2 separate regions of the Mus musculus genome follow, and region 1 is linked to region 2. A link is a loop called in an ENCODE intact Hi-C map of the cell type or tissue named here. Cell type or tissue: heart. All regions are shown on one strand. Each heading gives the region's core, and the rest is flanking DNA. Links, peaks and the distances in the headings are about the cores only.

Region 1 (8,432 bases), core at 50-8,049, 200 kb after region 2:
ACTACAATTAAAAGAAGCACAAAGAGACCCACTGGTAGATTTTTTTAAAAGTAAAATTGCATAAAGAAAAAGACAAAGGGAAATCTTGACGGTAGGAAGAGACAAGCAACTCATTATAGCAGAGAAAACTGTACTCACGAGCTGACCTTTCATCTACAGTGGCAGTTGCAGGAAGGGAAAGTACTGACATACTCAAAAAACAAAAGAGAAGGAAATGAAAACCTGTCAATTAAAATTCTGCATCTAACAAAACAATCCTTTGGAAACGAGGCCAGAGCTATGTCCAAATCAGCAGAACCTGAGTGAAATACTAAGCGAAGCATGCCAGGCTGGGTGCACATGCCAGGCTGGGTGCACTTGGCAACGAATCCACTTTTTTAGTATAAAAAATTAGAATGTTGGAAATGGCAATATGTGAATAAATATAAACAGTTCTATAATATTTTATACAATCTGTAAGATACTAGACTATTTCACGTAGTGATTGTAACATTGTTAGATATATGACATATTGATAATATTTATGTGGGAGAGAAAAAGCTACATTTAATAAATATTAAGACAATATTAACCTGGAGCAAACTATACTCAACCTATGTATGATTATTCCTCAGAATAATCACAAAGAAAATAATATGATTAAAAATCAACAAAGTATGCTTTTATTTCAATGTATGGAGAAGAAGATGAAGGCAGTGAGTAGGAACACGGAAACATTTGAGCATCCCCGAAGAGATGCAGTGGATAGGGATAGAACTCTAGCATCTCAACTCTCTGCATTCAGGACACCAGAGAAAAGTGTTCCAGACTGGGTAGAAAGAGAAGAGTTAACTCCATGCTTTGTAGAAGAGATGAGCTTTAGTTCTAGCTACTCATCGGGGTAAATGTTGAGTAGGATATGTAAACATTAATCATAGGAAACCTGACAAGATAAAAAGTATAATAAATACCGATAGATACTTTTGTAGTTTTCCTGCAGAGAGGGACATTTTACAGTGATGAAAGGTCTGCCATGAGCATGATCTCCCCATTAGAAATGCATAAACTTTACACAATAGTTGTAATATACAGGGGGACCATAAAAGAAATAGACATTTCAACAATTTTACTCATGCATTTATCCCCAAATATTGGAATATCAATTGGAAGAAGCCAACCAAGATGTAGAAGGTAGAAATGATATGGTGACCAACTGGACACATAGTTCCAAGTAAAATGTGCATTCATGCATTTTTTGAGCAAACTGAATATTCTCGAGGATACGTCACAGGCTAAACCTTAACAGAAGTCTGTGTCAGAGGACTGCGTTCATCAAGGTGTCACTTCTGTCTCCTAAGCAATTACATTGAACATGAAGAACAAAAGTGAAATTCAAAAATTGAAAATTAAACAACACATTTCTGGATAATATATAGATAAAATAAAAATGAATGTTGATATTTTGATATCAATGAAAATAAAAACATCATCAAAATTCATGGGATGTAGATAAGTCAGTGTTTGGGAGAAAAGCTGAGCCTGGAACATACATTTTAGAAAAGAAATATGATCTCAACTTAAAATCTAAGCTTTTTCTCTAAGCGTATTGGAAAAGAGCATCACATTTATTTATTTATTTCCCCAAAACAGAGGGAGAATAATAACCACAGTGGAATCAGTGAAATAGAGAACGGAAATGCAGTAGAGAAGACAGTTAAACAGAAAGCTGATGTTTTTTTTTTGTTTGTTTTTGCTGTGCGAATATTAATACATTTTTACCTGACTGACCAAGATGAACAAGGTATGAGTTACTATACCACCAATGAGCAAACATAACTATTGACTTTAGAGGAATCATTGGTCTTTATAGGGCTATTATGAGCCACTTAATGCTAACAAATTAGACAGTTGATCTTAAGTGGACAAGAAGTAGTTTTTACAAAAATTGTTACTCTTGACAATTAGATGTTTGAATGCAAAACAGATCAATACTCACCTTGCAACCAATACCAATTTCAATACTAAGTTTGTGTATTCAATATAAAAAGTTTAGAATCTCTGGACACAGACCTGCTGGGAAGCCTTGTGATTTCAGATTAGAGATTAGCCAAATTTATGGAAGATGACAGTTTATCAATTGAAGTTGTGGTCCCTGAACACAGATCTATGAAAACTAAGAGACAAGTCACAAATCAGAAGAAAATATTGCCAAGTAATGTGTTTGATAAAGGATTAATTTTTCAAACTTATAAAAGATGACCAAGTTAAATAATGAGAAAACTCATATGTTGCAAACTGGATTATAAGATTATAGGCACAAAGCCTGTTGTAGAGTAAGGTGGAAACCATTGGCAAGTCAGGATCTTTTGGGACATCTGTCTCCTTAGATGCTGAGATCACAAGTTTCCATCTCCAGGGGCTGTCAGTTTTTGACAAAGAGCTATAATCATAACATACTGTTTGTTCAATACAAGAAAGTAACTCAATATGAGAAAAAAATCATTATATAACTTGTACAACTAAGAAGCTGATTGTATGTGGCAAATGACAGGTTGAATTTTTATGGCTGGCTAGGGGAGAAGCAGCTGGTGGAGGAATGTACTGGCAAAGGAATGAATGTACCTGCTTTTTCTAGCCTGTCCCTACCCCAGACCATCAACTCTACTCGAGTCACCTTTTAAAGACCGCATTAAACACTGCCTCTTCTCTGACATCCTGTAGCCTTTAATAGTGATATTCCCTTTCCTCTTCTTTCTTTTTTGTTCTTTGCAAGTATTACATGCTTGTACACTTATATTCCCGTGCTTAACTACATTAAGCTTTCTGGACAGATATGCTCATCTATGACCTATTGGTACCTTAGAGGCTGTGGTATGGAACAAGAACAGACTCCTTAGATACCTGCGTTCCCCTACTGTTATGAAAATGGAGCTAATGCAGAGACTAGGTAGTGAGTTAATAGATTTTAAGCAGCAACTAATTGGGCCACGATTGTTTCAGAATTAAGAGTGGAAGGAACCATGGTTATAGTCATACGTTGTGGTCTGAGAAATGAACAGAGGAGAGTTGTTGCTAAGTAGCTAGCTGAAGTAGAAATACTCTCCCTGCCACCCAACCCCACCAGTTTGCCTGCTGAGAGGGAGTTCTACCTTCTGAGTGGGTATGGAGGCTGCTCAGAAATTTTCTAATTGCAAACACTGCCTATCCTGTGTTCACCACAAGTCTCTTCTGCTGTGAACTGGAGTCTTGTCCTGATCAACATTTGTTTCTATGGTTACTTTTCATTTTCTTAAATTACCATTGTGTTTGGGACCTATATGGAAGCATTAAGGAAGAGGAAGATAGAACTAGGTATTGAATGCATCCATTTTGGGAGCATCAGCAAGTAAGGAGAGCATAAGTTGATAGGCCATTGTGAGAGTTGTATGGTCAAAGGTATTAAGCTCATGCTATGCTATACTAAACCTGAAGGGGTAGACATCTTGCCCCTGAAGGGTTTAATCCTAGTTTGTAAGGTCTGGGAAGAGCGCAAGGGATCATGTAATCTGGTCCTATCATTTACAGAAGATCAACTGAGTTGTAGGGAGGAGTGTTAGAATGATCAAGATCAGTAGAGCTCAGACCTGAGGCAAAGTCCTATGAGTCGTCAATGTGGAGGAGACAGAGGCCTGGTGGTGACTCAGCTCCTTAGAATGCTGGCCTCACCTCAGAATTGGATCCCATCTTCCTGTGGAGTAACCAGAAAAGTAAACCATTCAGATTTCTCTGCATTGCTCATATTCTTGTGACATTTTAGAATGCAATGGATCTCTTCTTAAAACCATTGAATAATTCCTATCTTGATTTGTTTTTTAAAAAATCTTAATTAATAGCACATGTGAGAGAAATGCACTATATAGTATATTGTGGGAAAAGTTCAGAAGGACAAATAAAAGGAAACTTGAGTATGGGATATTTATATTTTTTGGATACTTGCCAGCTCAGTCAGTTCTCTGGGTATACCCAAGAGCATTGAGTTGATAGTAGTACTTAAAAAAAAAAAAAAAAAAAAAAACCAAAACCCTAACATTTTGAACAGGACCCAAGAAAAAGAATTAAAGGAAATACTCAGCAAAAGCTTGGCAATTGTCCTGTTATCTGTGAGCCTTTGTGTGTGTGTGTGTGTGTGTGTGTGTGTGTGTGTGTGTGTGTGTGTGTGTGTGTGTAGCTTAGGGCCATGTGGGCAGGCTCCAGCAGTAGGGGAAGTATCAGCCTTAAGGGAAGCTTGCTGGCCACCCTTTGAGCCACATTCACAAAACAAATCAATGCAATTACTTTCTTGTAACCTAAAAAAGAATAAACACTCTTTGTAGGATAAGTCCAAGGGCTTGAACAGTCTCAGACTGTCACCTTAAGTTAGCTTTTGCACTGTATTTCATCTATGAAGTATAAAAAGCCACATACTGCCCTCCAATGACACATAAAGCTTCTACCCACAACTCTACACAGAACATCTACAATATTTCACAGTACTTACAGATTCACCTATGTGCTTCATGAAGTCCCAAAGCAGTATAAAAGTTTATCAAGTCATTAAAACGGCATGCCCATGTTTTCCTCATTATATCTTCCTTCAAATACAGAAGTACACACAGTATTATAGCAGCAAATAAAAGATTGGATGACAAATTGTGCTTGTTTATGTATATAAAATTGCTATTTGCTCTTTGTAGGTTTAAATTTTTGTTCAAAACACTTTTAGATTAAGGATATGCTTAAAGAATGAAGGATATCATATTAAATACTGAAACTTCAATAATGCTAATTTTTCCAAAATCATCCTAAATTTTTATGTCAAAGGAATACATAAAATTTATTGTTACTTTCTTGATCAGAATGTTTCTGTGACTTGAATAGTTTATATAAATATAAAAGATCCCAAGTAGAGTTGAATTTGACTGCTCCAATTGCTCTGTTGCTGTCTTGGCCAGGAGCTGCAGACCAACATACCAACATCAGCGCCAGTTTAATACATGCAGCCCTCTCTACAGGTTCAGGAATGTTAGAAAACAAACAAGGCTTGCCTGGTAGGAGTTCACTCATCACCAATTAAATATTGAGAAAATGAACTAGCTAATATTAAGAATTGTACTATTTCATAAAGCAATTAATATGGCAGAACTTATTGTCCTCATAGTGGAATAATTTGTGCAAAAGAAATTTGAGAGCTAATCTGTACCTAACATGGAAAGACAAGACAGGACAACTGCTATATTATAATTTTTTCTCATTTTTCTCGTGTGTGCTTCAGTCTTTTCCAAGTTAAAGTCCACTCCTGGTTTAGGTGTAACTTGGGCACCATACTTTTAGATAGTTCTTAATTCCTGCCTTAGTGATAATATGTAATAACAGTCCATACAGTTCTAATTTTTATCGTAGTGTGTATGTACGTGCACATTCATACATCCAGTCTCTCCCTGAAAGTGGGAGGCTTATTTTAGAGGACTCATTCTTTGTAAGCACACTCTGTGTCTTGCATTTACCTGCTGAAATACATGTCTTATAAAAATCTCAGAGAAATAAACATGAGGGTAACCTTCCAGTTGTGTGGGCCCCATTAAATCCAATCATAGTCCTTAAAGAAGAGCGAGAAGGTATTTTACAATATTTTGAATGGTTACTTAAATTATGTATATTAATTTAGAATTCCGACTTTTTGAAGACTGTCACTTTTATGAGGCAATTTGTTGACCTCCATCCATAGGAAGAGGAACATTTTCATGCTGGACATTTGTCCGTTTGCAGATGCGATGATTTTCATAAAAGGACAATAATACACTACAGTAAGACAAACACAACAATTCCAGCATAAAGACCAATGTATTATGGAATTTTATAAGTAAAATGAGAATATTTCAGTGGAAGGTTATAAAAAATGATGACCTTCCCAATTCCTTGAATGTTCTTAACTTGTTGAATTTGAACCATTTGCCCCTGTCACTTGCAGTTGTTTATTCCTGGGGAAGCCACTAATGTCACTGGCAAACGTTCCTTCAGGCACCTTTCCCTCAGGCTCTCAGGGTCACTAAGGTTCAGATAAACAGTGGATACCTTGGAGAACTAGGATGACCTTTAAGGGATAACAGGGCAGTCAGCATTCTTCTTTGCTAGGTGGCCCCCCTAAGTCTTCTTCTCGGTGGTTGGCATCTTCGACCATTCAGGAATCTATTGTCTTTGACTGGCTTCACTTTCTAATGAACATGAATTAGCCTCGCAGGATCTCCCCTTACCTTTTTGTGATGATTTTTCCAATTCTCTTTGTGCCGACTTCCCCATTCTTTGATAAGTTCCCAATCCATATCTCCACCTTTACTCTCAGCACTGAATTTCATTCACAAATATAAAAACATAATGATGGTTGAAAGAAGGAAGACCACAGAAGAACACATGATTTTTACAAACTACCAGGAGACACTCCTCTATGGCATTTAAATCATTCTAACTCAGGAATAATGTTTAGAGGGAATTATACAAGGACTTCTAAAGTGCTAGGAATCTTTTCTTTATCTGATCAGCAGAAAAGAGTGCAGAGGCTTGTGTTAACCTGATCTCATTTCTAGCCTGTGCCCTGGCACTTAGTAGGACTGTGTAGTTGGGGAGATTATCTATCCTGTCCTGTGTGAGGTTCCCGTGAAGGCTGGACAAGTTCCATGCCCAGTGATGGTCACTACTCTTGTAATGTGAGCTTGGGACTGAAAAATCATTCTTCCAGACTGTCATTTCAAATACTCGGTGCCATGTTGTAGATGCCACTTAGTAAGTGCCCCCCACCCCGTGGGAAGTAAAAAATAAATAGGAACCATTTCTTGCTCATAAAACAAAAACAAGATTTTGTGAAATAACTAAAAACATTTTCATATGTGTTGCCAGGAAGTCCAAGACTGTGTAGTTGTAATTGGTCCCCACAGACTCATGTTTGAGTGCTTGGCCCTCTGTGAGTGGCACTGTATGGAGGTATGGCCTTGTTGGAGTAGGTTTGGCCTTACTGGAGGAAGCATGCCATTGTGGGAGCAGGCTTTGAGGTCTTCTATGCTAAAGCTCCAACAGTGTGGGATACAGTCCCTTTAGCTGCCTTTGGATTAAGAGCTAGAACTTTTGGCTCCTCCAGCAATGGGCCTGCCTGTATGGTGCCTTGCTTCTCACTCTGAGGATAAAGGATTGAACCTCTGAAACTGTAAGCCAGCCCCAGTTAAATGCTTTCCTTTAGACACATCACAGCAATGGAAAGCCTAACTAAGACTAAGACCTTTTGTAAATATAAAGGAACCTTAGGAAACAAAGATTCTTGTGATCTGTGTCAGGAAGTGAGGGCCTATTCTGGCAGATAGAGTTTTAGAAAATTCAGTGTCAGGGTAATACACAATATTGCCTCTGCAATGATTATAAGCCAGGTGTTTGACTTCCTACTTTGGATTCATTACTTCAGCAGACTCACATAGCTGCCCTGTGAGATGCATCTACTGGCATTATCCCCAGTATACATGAGGAAAACCAAGCTCTTAGGGAAAGGATATAACTTGCCAAGAACCATGTAATTCCTGAAAGGTTGGGTAGGGGTCTGTCCAAAGCCCCTGTCTGAGTTGGAATGGTCTTGGTAGGGGATGTTGCCAAAATAGTTTTGCAAACAATACTCTTAGGGGAGGTGTGAGTCAGTAAGTCTAATGCTGCTCTCCTTCAGTACAACAGCATAGTATCCTTTAGTAAAGGTCACACTGTATAGTATAAGGAACGGGACTGTGGACTGAGAGAACTGGAGTCAAATGGTGTGCTAGCAAGCAGTTCCTCTACACTGCTGAGCGTCTGAATCCTTCACAAGGAGGTGGCTCTTTCTGTGCCATTGATGCTAACGGGGGTGTGGGTTATGAACTTCTCTAAGTAGATACTAAGAAAGTAAATTGTTTTTTATTAATAGTGTATTAATAGCCATGATGATAAATAATCTTCTAGTACTATCATAATACTTACACGGTCACACAGGGATTAAGGATATTGCCCTTTACTAGCAATATTTCTAATACTTGCTGATTATGTTTTTTGGTAGATCCACAGTTCATATTCTTTCTCGCTGAAAGAAGCAAATAAATTGTCATCAGGAAATTGTAGAAGGCTACCGTTAATTGTACTCTACACGATGCCAGAGTTCTGGCTTCAGCTTATGTCATGGATGCATTAACATGTAAATTACTGCAGGACTCATAAGGAAAGGCATTATGTCCATAACTACAACTCGCCTGCACAGTCGATGGGGGCTTGGATTTTGCAGTGTAACGGGAGCACATGACTTCGTTCCTTCCCTCCACACTGGCCTGCTCTAGGTCTGTGGTGTATGTTCATGCCTGGGTGAGCCTCTGGCTCATTTAACGGAGTGCATGTGCTCGGGGCTCCTGGGATTCTAACGGGCCCCATAGAGCCCT
Region 2 (8,432 bases), core at 377-8,376:
ACTATCTAAACCATGTGCTCCCTCATTTCCTGAATGTGTTCAGAAATGAGTGATGTTTGATCCCAAGAATAATGAACTAGATCAACGTTTCAGAGTTCTTGGAGGATATTTAATTCTAAAAGTTTCCACCACTCCAGTAATTATGCTGATTGGATGTCAGTCTTTAAGCTTTAACTGTTTTCTGGAAGTTCACATCAGTGAATGTAACTATTTTTCTACCTTTGTCCTTGGCTTCCTTGTTTCATGGATTTCTTTCCCCTGACTCTACCTTTGTGTATGGTTGGTTAAGCAGCAGTGAGCTGCTTTTGATGGTTCTTTGATCCTAATCAAACCCTGCACTCCCTGCCTATTTGGGTTAGGATTGCTAGCCTTCACCAACCCCCGCTGTTTCCAAGAGGATGTCCTCCCACCCCTACCCCACAAGACCTCCCCACTCCCTGGGGACTTTAAGTCTTTTGAGGGTTAGGTGCATCTTCTCTGAGGCTAGACCAGGCAGTCCTCTGAGGTACATGTGTTGGGGCCTCATGTCTGCTGGTGTATGCTACCGGGCTGGAACCACAATATTGTCTAACAAATGCACAGTTTATGTCTGCGGTGACTAGAAGTGATGGACATTAAACCACATGTAATTTTGCTTTGTTTATCTATAAAGTATGTTTTGTACCTTGTATATCAACCTTTGTGTATCGAGGGTGTAATCAGCCTTTAGTATGTAAGCTGAGAACGGGGTAATGCCACCTTCACATTTTTGTAGCTAAGGCGACACCTGAGCTTATCCAGCTTAAACCTTTTCCTTATAGATAAGGAAGTAGATGCATTACTCTTCTCAGGTTCCACAGCACATATTGATGGAACAGGAATGAAAACTCATGCATCCTGGATCCACAGCCAACTTCTTCCGGCCTACCACATTGCACTGGTGAATTTGGTTGAGTCAGCACTTGCCAATTAGTCCCTAGATAAGCTTATGTCCTTGTCTTCAGATGTTGCGCACGCACGCACACACACACACACACACACACACACACACACACACACACACGTTGAACCCTTAAACAGAAGTACACATATCTCAAAAGCATGAAGTTAATTTCCTTCTCTATTCTGTAGGCTTCCTGCATAACGTGCCAGTGTCGTACAAACATGGAGCAGAAAGCTGGCTATTCAGTTGCCAGGGTTCACTTGGCTTGTCACTGGACACAGGTCTCATCTGCCAGATGTACTGCTCTGCTTTAGTGCACAGGGCTGGACGTCTGGAGTCGAGACAGAAAAGGGAAATTAATACCCATGATGTTGTAAGTTAGTATTTTTGCAACATAAAATTAATGCATTTGGGGGGCAAAATACTCAGATTCTACTTTCAAGTATAACGTCTAAGGACAAAGTTGTGCCCCATCTAGAATATTCTCTTAAGTTTCTCCTTTTGTTTCCAGAAATTTCGTAAATTTCAGAAATGTATATATATATTTTGCATATTTTGCCACAGCTTAATATTAAATGTTTTCCCCTACTAACCCTAGATATAGTGACACAAGTTCATGTTATTTTAAAAAACGGTCACAAACAATAGCTTTGTATGCATAGATTGTAAACTGGCTTTTCAAAGTTTAGAATATTAGAAATATTGGGAAGGTAAAAAGGATGTCACACCCATGCACGTGCAGGTACATGCACAGCACACATACACAAAGGCTATCACACCCATGCACATGCAGGTACACACACAGCACATGTACACAAAGGCTATCACACCCATGCACGTGCAGGTACATGCACAGCACATGTACACAAAGGCTATCACACCCATGCACGTGCAGGTACACGCACAGCACATGTACACAAAGGCTATCACACCCATGCACGTGTAGGTACACATACACAGCACATGTACACAAAGGCTATCACACCCATGCACGTGCAGGTACACGCACAGCACATGTACACAAAGGCTATCACACCCATGCACGTGTAGGTACACATACACAGCACATGTACACAAAGGCTATCACACCCATGCACGTGCAGGTACACGCACAGCACATGTACACAAAGGCTATCACACCCATGCACGTGCAGGTACACGCACAGCACACGTACACAAAGCATGCCGGCTGCAAACACTCACTACTGAGCCACGACACTGGGCCTGTGTCTCTCTGTACTCAGATCAGACATTTCTAAAGGAGACAGCAGTACAGCTGCAGATACATAGCGCTCTAAGGTTTTATCATTAGCTATTTTTTCAACTTTGTTGACTGGAAGAAGGCATCAGTGTTTGGATCTCTCTCCGTCTCTTTTTTCTCTTTGTCTCTATCTCTCTGTGTCTCTGTGTCTCACTCTGTCTCTGTTTCTCTCTCTGTGAGTTCAGTTGTAACTGCTAATTTTCTAATTAGTCTGACCAAGTGGTAAATGTCAATAAAACTTTTTTTCCTGCATGAAGCCACAGTTGGTGCTTTCTGTAATTACTGAGATATGGCTGTCAGGACCCAACATCCCTGCGTTTAAACTCTCTTGACTTTGCTATGGATTCCTGGCTCTCTCCTGTTAGGGGCTTGGCTTGACTAGCTAGCAGCTTTTTATCAGTGGCAATCTACCAAAACCCTGTAATGTGCTCAGCACAGGGCAGAACAAATCAGTGTTCTACCTCACAATTTAAGGAAGGCAGGGGGCTAGTTTTTGTTTTAAGATAAACATCTTTCGACAAAACACAAACTCCCCAAAACTTCCTTTAAACTAAACAGCATTGTCACACCCACAAAAGCTCCTATTACTTACCCAGCCAGATGACTCAAGATCACTAACGTTTCTTTCATAAGGACTTTGCTGGCCCATAATCAGTACACCAGGCCAACCCCCATCTTCCTTCACCCTCCCCTGGGAGACTGACGTTTGGAGCACCTCATTTATTAGAAAAAAAAAAAGACTGTTTTCTGCCGGAACTGTTTGTCCCGGGGCTTTTTAAAAAAGCCACTCTTAAGATCCTTTTCAAGTTCATTCACTGAAGTGGGGAAAGGAGGTGACAATAGGTTGTAAGTTTACCGATGACCAGAGTATCCTGCTGAGGAGTCACCCACAGTGACATTCCTGTCACCCAGAGACAGGGCTGAGGCAAAACGCAGGTGCCCTGACTTCTAGAAGTTCCGGGGTGGGGAGCATTTTCAGCTTTTGCACTGTACCCCAATAAAATGGGGCCTCTCCTGCCCTTTGGAGCACCCACTTTCCCTGCAAATTAAAACCAACCACCCCACGCCATAAAGTCTATCCTAAACCCGAATGCGTCCCCAAGGTCTTCGAGCACCTCGTCGGACACTCCCCAACATTTCCGGGTCGTGGGCCAACACGGACCGCACCGGGTGGACTGGCCCGCCTGCGGGCTGCGGTCCCGGAGCGCGCGGAAGGAGCGCGGCCGCGGCGGGCGGAGCGCGGGCGGCCGGGAGGGGGCGCCGCCCGGGCGCGGCGGGTCCGGGAGGGCGGCGGAGGCCTGGGAGTCGGAGTCGGATTCGGAGCCGGAGCGCGGCGCGGGGTCGCGCGGGGGTCCCGGGCGCCAGGCCTCCGGCGAGGGCAGTCGCAGGTCTCCGTGCAGCGCCGCCCCTCGGGCTGGGGAACTTGTCCCGCTCGCCCGGTCCGCAGCCGCCTGCGCCTCCTCGTCCGCGGACCCCCATCTCCGGCCGCGGCCGCGCGGCTCTTGCTTACAAAGGAGGGAAAATGCGGCGGGCGGCCGCGCAGCGCGGGGGCCCCCGGGCGGCGGGGATGGCGGCAGCCCCCGGCACCACGTAAGACGCCCCCGCGCGCCCAGCCTCGGCCCAGGCCCGAGCCCCGCAGCCTGGCGAGCGCTGCGCGTCGCCCGCGGCCCGCGAGGAGGCGGAGGCGGAGGAGCAGGACGAGGCGCCGCCTTCCCCGCGCCGCGCGCCCTCGCCCGCCGTTGTCTGCGCTGCGCTGCGCTGCGCTGGACCAGTTTCGCGAAGTTGCCGGGGCCCTACGCCGCCCAGATGTGCGACCTCATTGAACCGCAGCCGGCCGAGAAGATCGGCAAGATGAAGAAGTTGAGGAGAACTTTGTCCGAGAGTTTCAGCCGCATCGGTGAGTGTAGTCGACTGTCCCCAGTGTCCTGCGGGCGATCCCGGGGCTCGCTCCCTCAGTCCCCGCGCCCACTCCGTGCTCCGGGCACCAACCAGGCGGCTGCCACCTCGGGGTGAGCTGCGAACCAGGGATGAAGGAGAGGACTCCAGGCTAGGGCAGGGACCAGCTGGAGGGCCATCCCTCTGCCCCCAGGACCTGGGCTTCGTTCGTGGACTGTCTTAAGCCTCCAATTTGAGTTCCTCCTCCCCGCCAATAGTATCTTTGGCGCCCGCAGTGAACCGGAGAGGGAACACCCGGTCCCCACCGCCATCGGGTTTCTGTGGCCACCTAGGTTACTTAAAGCGAGTTGGTTTTAAGTGCTTAGCCAATAATTTAGCTTTGGGAATTGTTGAAACGTTGACATGTGCCTGATGTTGTTTAATGTACTCAACCTAGAGGAAGTGGGACAGATACCTTGGGACCTTTTGTTCCGTACTCCGGGTCCTATAATTGGAGGTTTGGGTGTTCGGTTTGTAGGTCTTGAAACCTTCCAGCTGCTGTGGTGAAGGGTGAGCTGTGAAGTTGTGGAGACATTTATGAATATGTCTCCTGAACTTGCTCCATTAGTGCAGTCCAGAGGCTATTGTCTTCTTTAAAAAAAAAATCAACCAACTTAACAGAGCATAAACACACAGCATTAACAAAACAAAACAAAACAAAACGCTCAAGGAATGTTTAGGATACTTAATGAATACATGCTATAGGCTGCAGCAAGATGACAGCTGTGTCCGGTGGAATGGGTTTGTTGAATCTTGAGTGTTGGTGGCAGAAAGTGCCTGTAAACCTGGAGGCATAGCTGCTACCTAAACTTTGGTCCTTAACTTTCTTTGATACAGGTAACTGTGCAAAGCAAGGGAATCCTATAAGCCCCAAGCCAACACATGGGAGTGTCCCAGCATACCTTCTGGCCTTTGGCTCACCTGTTATGTTAGTGAAAGTTAATTAATTAATCATAAGCTAATTCCTTAAAGCCCTGATGTGCCAGTGAGTGTCTGCAGTCTGAAGACAGTTTGCATGTATGGACAATGAACTATGAAAACATGGATAAATATTTAGTCAAGCTTATTATTATTATTATTATTATTATTATTATTATCAATTTTGTTTGACACTTTGCTTTTCCTGAGAACACTGTAAATCATGTGCAGAAGTCATATTAGTCGTGCCTTTACTTATTACATGCGTTGAATGTACACAGACTCATTTTTCTGAGTTAGGCCTGTGAGTGTGGAGTCCTACATTCAAGTGAAGTTTGAAGCCAAGAGGAGTGTGAGAGTGAGGTGTGGAGTCTGTGCATTATTAACAAGGATGTTTCAGGGCTGGACCCAAAACACCACCCAGGCGGGTTCTGGAGTCCATTAGGGCCTGTTCTAAAGCACATTAGCTAGATAGTTACTAATGCTAATGATTCCGTTGGAGCCCCTCCAGTTTTGTGTTAAATAATTCATTGCAGTTGAGTCTCAGTAAGAAACCAAGGGTAATAATATAAAAATCCTGTATGTTTAAATAATTTTAGGGTTTGATGGCCAATCAGTACTGTTTGGATTAACTGCAGTGTTGGCAGTAGATATTATAGTTAATTGGGCTTCCTGGATTCCTCGGCTTTAGTCGTGTGAGAGCTCCCTTCTGAGTCTAACGCTCCTCACCAATGCCTGGTATGATTATGTGGCCTTTATGTCCATTCTCTAGGAAACAGTACAGCTCAGTAAAGAAAGCTGATAATGTCTTTATTGAAAGAGGACTCAGAAGAGCAGATCTTACTGTGGTACATTGTGAAAGAAATTATTGACATTTTTAAGTGATTTTTGTTGTGTATGCACCAAACCCAGGATATTTATTAGAAAGAGCACTACTGAAAAAGTCATCTTCTATGTTTTCCCTCACACTCAGAGGCAGTGAACTCAGTTTGCTGACTGAAGGATGTTTTTGAGGACCGAGAGACAATGCAATGAGATTTTTCTATGGGTTCATATAGTTTATAAGCAAGGGATGTGGTCTGTGGGTTTTTTCCCCACTTGGTGAAATGATGACGCAGTGTCTTGTGTGGCATGCAATGAGGACTCAATAAATGTTTGCAACGTGTTGTCATTATTAGGGATCAGATCATACTGACATGATAGTGTTATAGGTAGAAAGGAAGAAGAGGAGAAGTGGCTACAGATTTGTAGTATAACATCCTAAAAACATGGTAAGCGTTGGAGTTGGACAGTTGTGAGCCTGGCCCTCTCTTTTCCTTGGCAACCAGTAATTCACTTAAATTCCTGCATCCTCACCTGCATAGAGTTGTATAATTGTGGAGATCAAATGAGACAGAATAACACTATCTGATACATCATCTATAACATGGTGAGGATCAGTTCCGATTTCTGTTTGTCCCTTCTTACCTACTTTTCTTCATTGAGTGGTCAAAGGATAAACAAACGACCCAACATCACCATGTATTCCATGACCCAGTCTAAGAGAGCCTTTGAAATATACATATTGGCTTTATTTCCTTTTCTTAGTCCTTTTTAGGTATAGTTTGTTATATGGTGAAATATCCATATCATTGTTCAGCCATAAGAAATCGCTAACCATTTGCCTAGAAAACGATGACAGTGCATGCATGCATGTGGTCTGCAGTCAGTGATTGTTTTTAATAGTGATTCTGACTACAAAAGAAGTAGGATTGTTTAATTTGTCATACATCATAGACCATGCTGACTTTGTCACCGTCAACCCCAAACAGAACTGACCCGAGATTGCTACATAAGGTCAAATGAGACACATTAGGTTTCAAGCCACAGGGTTCTGATTTATGACATCTGCCAGGTAGTGACTACAATAGAGCTATGGCTCTTTTATAAGATGAGCATAATTAAATTCTAAAGTCAAGCATCCATTTCCACAGTGACTATTTCTGGTTTCCTGCGCAATAGCTCAGTGTGGTCACCTATTTAGGATGGTGGTCTTGTTTTTTTTTTTTAGCAGGATTCCTCCCCTTCCTGACTTAGAACTTGTAGGCTAGCTAAGGTAAGCTGGAACTTAATTGTAGTTAGTAGCTGAAATGAGCCCATCCATTCCTGGCGCCGGTTCCTTTTTTGACTTCACAGGCAGGCTAATGCAGATGCCGACCCTCCTTCTCACCTGGTGGGATTCTTTCCCCGGGAAAGGATGCGCATGCTTGCTATTAGAGAGGAGCCCATGTATGCGCTTGTTTAGAGGATGTGGGTGGAAGGAGGAAGCTGAGATTAGGGGGAATGCTTGTGGGTTTCTTGCCCTCTGCCTGTCGCTGTGTAGCTCTACATTGTCATTGACCAGCCATTCCATGAAGAATGGTAGATAGATGTAAAGTGCTCAGGTTTACGGTTTCACTGTTGTGCCAGATTCTTCCCCAAAGCAGCTATAAATGGTTTTAATTTGGGCTCAGTGAGGAGAGCTTGCCCAGTATGTGTGAGGCCCTGAACTCTGGGCCTAGCAAGAGGGAGGGGCAAGGGGAGGGTGCAGAAGACGGAGTGGATATTATAGTAATGGGACTTATGTTTATGGTTGTTACATAAAAATATATATGGTTTTCATTTGCCAAAACCTTAGTGTACATTAAAATATGACCTTCTCTCTCTTTGCCACTGAGGTAGGACTCCTTAATGCCACATGTTACCATATACCTTCTGGCGCTAGATATTGTCCTGGAGTTAGTGCTCAATATGGCTGGAACACAGGCTAGTGAATGAGCATTGCTAGCATAAAGTGGCAAATTCCATAATGAAGATTAGTAGTGAAGGTGCCATGGAGGACACAGCAGGATCTCCTTGGTGAGTTACTAAGAAGCCTTTTGGGAACTGTGTCTGAACTGAGGACCAGATAGAGTATCAACAACTCCATATCTATCCTTTTGTTAAGTCAGAGTAGCACAATTTGCTTATTGTCCCACGACATCCTTGAGGACCATTGTGGTTTTACATTTACATAAATGATTAATGACAATCAGGGAACATAATCAATAACAAGATGTTGTGTGCTTGTTTAGGTCAGAGTTTACTCACCAGTGACCTGATAGCTATCTGGCAAGAACACCTTTAATTGGTCTTTGTTATTCCGTCAACTCCCTTTTAGGGCAAGGTGTGCAATATTTAGAAGAAACCATGTCAGGTGTCAATCTATCAATGAAAGGTATCTATTGAGTAATAGGCTTTTCAGTCCAGCTTTGTTCTTCCTGTGGTAAGCAGGGCCTCACGGAGTCACCATGCAGTGGGAATCATCGGCTTTTCTTTATTGCTTAGCAAATGCACTTAGAATTTTCTCTTTGTCCCCACCCTCCAACTCCCTTTCTA

The links. Peaks named below come from ENCODE experiments on the same cell type or tissue, not always from the same donor. Only the 100,000 strongest peaks of a DNase experiment are listed, where the experiment ranks them.
Region 1: it touches region 2 in a loop (7-fold over the local background); 3 of 42 quality-filtered maps call a loop at or near these places.

Annotation. Positions count from the first base shown.
Region 1 is chr5:5,176,149-5,184,580 of GRCm38, reverse strand. All of the region lies in intron 5 of Cdk14 (cyclin-dependent kinase 14), which reads left to right. Among named protein-coding and RNA genes, the nearest start is that of Gm30151, 190 kb to the left of the region's middle. In heart, for the core only: no CTCF peak of the experiment used is centred there; no DNase peak of the experiment used is centred there.
Region 2 is chr5:5,375,683-5,384,114 of GRCm38, reverse strand. It overlaps Cdk14 (cyclin-dependent kinase 14), which reads left to right and starts at 3,864. Exons shown (of 15, transcript NM_011074.3): 1 at 3,864-4,080. The coding sequence starts at 3,990. In heart, for the core only: no CTCF peak of the experiment used is centred there; DNase peaks (open chromatin) are centred at 2,864, 3,414 and 3,974; H3K4me3 peaks cover 3,251 bases; H3K27ac peaks cover 1,970 bases.